2 separate regions of the Homo sapiens genome follow, and region 1 is linked to region 2. A link is an interaction called in ENCODE POLR2A ChIA-PET data of the cell type or tissue named here. Cell type or tissue: PC-9. All regions are shown on one strand. Region 1 has its middle 2.7 kb from the start of CIMAP1C. Region 2 overlaps SCAMP2 (secretory carrier membrane protein 2).

The links. Peaks named below come from ENCODE experiments on the same cell type or tissue, not always from the same donor. Only the 100,000 strongest peaks of a DNase experiment are listed, where the experiment ranks them.
Region 1: POLR2A ChIA-PET joins it to region 2 with 11 read pairs; 1 of 35 experiments calls an interaction of 5 or more read pairs at or near these places.

What each region holds. Positions count from the first base shown.
Region 1 is chr15:75,720,121-75,722,620 of GRCh38, reverse strand. No RefSeq gene overlaps it. Among named protein-coding and RNA genes, the nearest start is that of CIMAP1C, 2.7 kb to the left of the region's middle. In PC-9, CTCF peaks have their summits at 1,243 and 1,442; a DNase peak (open chromatin) is centred at 1,360.
Region 2 is chr15:74,856,299-74,858,798 of GRCh38, reverse strand. All of the region lies in intron 1 of SCAMP2 (secretory carrier membrane protein 2), which reads left to right. Among named protein-coding and RNA genes, the nearest start is that of ULK3, 14 kb to the right of the region's middle. RefSeq lists enhancers at 697-766, 997-1,046, 1,397-1,456, 1,487-1,596, 2,343-2,412. In PC-9, no CTCF peak of the experiment used is centred here; DNase peaks (open chromatin) are centred at 1,328 and 1,588; H3K27ac peaks cover 2,154 bases.

The sequences.
Region 1 (2,500 bases), 860 kb before region 2:
GGGACCCCCACCTTCCTGGTGAGCGGGCAGTCTCCAAGTATTTCAGGCCCGGGGAGCCTCCTGCCTTCCTCCCTCACTGCTTCTGCCCCATCATCCTGGTGCACAGCTCTTCAGGAAACTAGGCCACCCCGCACCCCAGCAGGTCACAAGCCACTCCAATTTGTTCCAAATGCTTCCTTTCCTCCAGCTCTGATGGAGACCCAGCTCACCCCTGGAGGTGGCCCTCGGCCCTGTCCAAAGCTGGCTGCTCCGACATTCACATCCCTCATGCCTCAGAGTCCACAGTGCCGTGGGTCTCTGGCTGCCTTGGTCCCCAGACTGTGCCCTCCCCATCAAATGCCCCATTCCTCTGGGGCACTGGCATCCAGGTGTGTCCCCCTTCAGCTCCTCAGGGCTGCCCTGGGTCCCTACTCATAAACCTAGCAGCCGTGGCTCGAGGCCACCTCCACCCCACCCCAACTCCTGCCATGACCCTGATAGCTCAGGCCTCCCCAGGGACCACCACCAATGCCCTGGCCTCCCCGTTCCCAGACCTCCTCATGTGCAAACACCTCCACTCCACTCCCTCACAGGCCGGTCCCCCACTGCAATCCTGGGCTTCTCACCACCTCCCACAGCACTGACAGCCAGTCTCTCTGGGAGGCCATCCCCTGCCCCCCATCTCTGAGACCCCAGTGCTGACCCTGCACTCCCTGCACTTCTGCGTCATCCTTCAGGCCCCTCCAGCTTTCACCACCCTCCTCATCCAGCCCCTTTCCTGGAACATCCCAGCACTGCGTCCCCCAGGTCTGCGTTGTCCATCTGCATCAGGCAGCTAAAGCTGTCAGGACAGTCTCATGGCCAGAACCTTGGACCTGCCCTCCTCGCCACCTGCCACCCACCCCCACCTCTGGGCAGCCTGCCCTCCCCCTCTCCCCCACCCCCAGGGATCATCCCCTGCATGGCTCACTCTCCTCTGTTCGCCTGGCCATCCTTCCGGCCCCCCCATCCACCTGCCCCATCAGGCTGGGCTCTGACGAGTACCCCCCATCACAGCCTCAGAACCGCCATGTCTTTTGTCATCGGCTCCCACGTCCCGCCTGGGACACTGTGGATTGCACCCCTCTCCTTGGACTTGCGCCTCTCATCTGGCTCCCTCCTGTCACACTCTAGATATCCTAAGTCCCCTCTATCTATTCAAACTGTCCCCCAAGCCCACATGCTTCTCCGTCACTGCCTGTCCCTCTCTGCCCAGCCCACAGACCACCTTCCCCACAGAGGTGTTTTCCAGTCATCTCCATTCTCACCTCCCTCTCACACTTGACTCAGCCTGAGTTGGCTCCAGGCCCACTGCTCCACCCGAAAGAGGCTTAACTCGACGCCCGCCACCTGCAGGTGGCAGCTGCTTCCAAGGGACACTCTTCATCCTCTAATGCAATAAATGCCAGCCCTGCCTCACTCATGCTGCCCCTCCTGCTGGCTCCAGGACGCCCTCCTTCTTTCCTTCTGTCTCTCGGCTGCCCCTGCACTGGCTTTCTTCCTGGCTTCCTTCCTTCCTCAACCTGACCTTTCAATGTTGGCGTATGCTTATTCATTGCAAAGGGGAAACAGTAACTTTATAGAAGAGAGGCCTGGCAGGCATCACCTCAACCAAGTGATACGAGTCAACATCCCAATGATTGCACAATAGATGTGTGCCTCTTGGTTTTGTTTGTTTGGTTTTTTTGTGGGGGATTTTTGGGGGAGACAGAGTCTTTTGCTCTGTCACCCAGGCTAGAGTGCAGTGGCGTGATCTCAGCTCACTATGACCTCTGCCTCCTGGGTTCAAGCAATTCTCCTGCCTCAGCCTCCTGAATAACTGGGATTAGGGGAGCCTGCTACCATGCCCAGCTAATTTTTGTATTTTTAGGAGAGGCAGGGTTTCACCATGTTGGCCAGGCTGGTCTCGAACTCCTGACCTCAAGTAATCTGCCCTCCTTGGCCTCCCAAAGCGCTGGGATTGCAGGTGTAAGCCACCACGCCCAGCCAGTTATGTGTCTTTTGATAGGCTGCGTGAGAAGGGCACGGCATCACTTCCTAGGCATTCCTGCCACAATACAGAACCTGAATTTAATCATGAGGAAAACAGACAAACTCAAACCAAAATTCACCTAAAAGAACTGGCCTGTACTTGTCAAAAATGGCAACATCATGGAAGACAATGAAACGCTGAAGAACCATGCAAGATGAATAGACACTCAGAAGAAAGCCGAGGTTTTCTTTTGTTATAAAGGATATTTTTGGGAAAATTGGCAAAGCTGGGGAGAAAAAAGTCTATGGCTTAGTTCAAAGTATTGTACCAATGTTAATTTCCTGGTTTTGATCATTGCACTCCAGTTATGAAAGAGAAGGTCCTGTTCTAGGAAATACTGCTTGAGCCCAGGAGATCGAGACCAGCCTGGACAACACAGTGGGACCCTGTCACTACCAAAAAAGAAAAAAAAAAATAGCCAGGCACGGTGGTGTGTGCCTGTAATCCCAT
Region 2 (2,500 bases):
TCTTTGAAGGAAAGAAGGAAGCAAGGAAACAAGCAGAAGCCCTTGTCAGTGTCCTCCTGGAGTGGGGCTCATTCATCCTGCCACATATTCACTGAGCGCCTTCAATTTGTCAGGCTCCGTACCAGGCTTCGAGATGCTTTGCCCCACTCAGCTTTACCATCTTGTGTCCCTGGAGACAGACTTGGATTGAAAATCTGGCTGAGCCACTACCCCTGAGATCTTAAGACAAGCTACTTCCCCTCTCTGAGCTTGAGCTTTTCCAGCTGCAAAATATAAATATTCCTTCCTCATAAGGCTGTTGTGAGGGTTAAATGAGGAGCTGTATTGTAGCTTTTCTCAGCCAGGGTCCCGAGCTGAGCCACAGAACAGAGAAGCTGATTGGAGTGACTCTCTCAGCTCTCTCAAGTATGGAGTATAACTAGTACCACCCTAGGTACCAGGAGAGCAGTAAAGTCATTATAAATAGTGGATTAGGGGGTCATAAGTCTTTTGAAGAACCAGGTCAAGGAAGGCCAGTAAAACCCTCTTTTCTGACAACTCGACACAGTGGCTAGTTCTGGGGTGACTAGAATTTCACAGTAGCATCATTGTGTGGTGAGTTTGGCACACCGTAGACACTAAGTAAATGTCAGCTTCCTTCCCCAGTCCCTCCTCCTCCCTCCCTTTCTTGCCAGGGCTCAGCTTGTCTTGAAGCCACGCACATCTTTCAGAAAGAGCCTAGGTTTTCTTAGATGGGAAAATATCCACTTGTCTCAGCGTTTTAGGTTGCTCTTCCTAGGCAACGTGCTTCCAGGCCCTTGGGCTACTGCTGTGATGCAGGTGCCTCCTGTTTGCTATGCCCTGGCACTTGGGCAGTGCTTTCTAAAAAGAGGGAGGCCCTACAGCGTGCTGCGTGTCTTCTCAAACCGCTGAGCTGCTGTGCTGCCATAGGCCCTTCACCAAGCACCAAGGAACTAGAATATGAACCAGACACAGATGCACATGGCTGCAGGGAGCTTCTAACTTAATCATGGAGATCAGATTTGTTTATGAGGAGCCCGGTGAGGAGTCCAAGGCCATGTCTTTAAGATTTTAGGAAAAAGGGAGGGATCAGAGTGGACAGGGCAGTCACCCTATGATCCCCATCACAGTCCCCTTCTGTCTGCCATTCATAAAGGAAATGGCATCTCTTTGTGGGCCTGGAGATCACCTATTAAACATGTGCACCTTGGCCAGATGTCTGTTTGCCATTACCTGAAACTGCTACCAGAGTGGCCCCTCTTCCTCTGTCCTCTGGTGACTCAGACTCGAGGAGCCACTTCTGTGGATGGTAGATCCGATTTCAGTGACTTCAGCGGTGGCTAGGTGTCTGCTGAGTCTGAGAGGGGAACAGATACCAAGCCCCAAATCTTCCTTGCAGGAAGCCAGATGATTCTGGTAGTAAACCACTGGTCATTCAGGCATGAAATAACCTCAAGGCCAATTCTTCAGCAACACAGAGCCTCCTGAACTTCACCTTGTCACTTTGTCCAAGTTGCAGGAGCCATCAGGGCAGAGGTGGTGTTCAGCAGGAAGAACATAGCCACAGTCTGTCGCAGAGGAGGTTGGAAGGGGTGGAGGCTGTAGTATGAGGCCCGTCCAGACACAGTGAGTTCTGGCTGTATGCCTGGAGGCAGTCAGACATTCATACCCTCTATGAACTGGTGGCTCAGGTGGGAAGATAAGAGATAAGAGGAAGTATCTGTGATAAAACCAGAGAACATATTCAATGCTGACCCTCAGCTCTATAAATATTCAGAGTAAGGAGAGAGCTCCCATTTTGGGTCCTAGGATCATGGTGAATATCAGTTTCTACATCTGTAAACTGAGGGGGTCACTCTGTGGCTATGTCTAATATTAGCATTGTATTTAACAATTGGATCTGGACAGGGCAAGGTGGCTCACATTTGTAATCCTAGTGCTTTGGGAGCCCAGGGTGGGAGGACCACTTGAGCTTAGGACTTCAAAACCAGCCTGGGCAACAAAGCAAGACCCCATCTCTACAAAAAAACTTTAAAAATCAGCCAGGCCTGGTGGCTCATGTGTGTAGTCCTGGTTACTCCGGAGGCTGAGGTGGGAGGAATGCTTGAGCCCAGGAGTTTGAGGCTACCATGAGCTATGATTGCACCACTGTACTCCAGCCTGGGCAACAGAGTGAGACCCTGTCTCTAAAAAAGAAAAAGGAAAAAAAAAAAAAAGAACTGGAGGCCAGGTGCAGTGGCTCACATCTGTAATCCCAGTACTTTGGGAGGCTGAGGTGAGCGGATCACCTGAGGCCAGGAGTTCAAGACCAGCTTGCCCAACATGGTGAAACCCCATCTCTACTAAAAATATAAAAATTAGCTAGGTGTGGTGGCAGGCGCCTGTAATCCCAGCTACTCAGGAGGCTGAGGCACGAGAATAGCTTGAGCCCAGAAGGCGGAGGCTGCAGTGAGTGGAGATCATGCCACTGCACTTCAGCCTGGGTGACAGAGCGTGACTC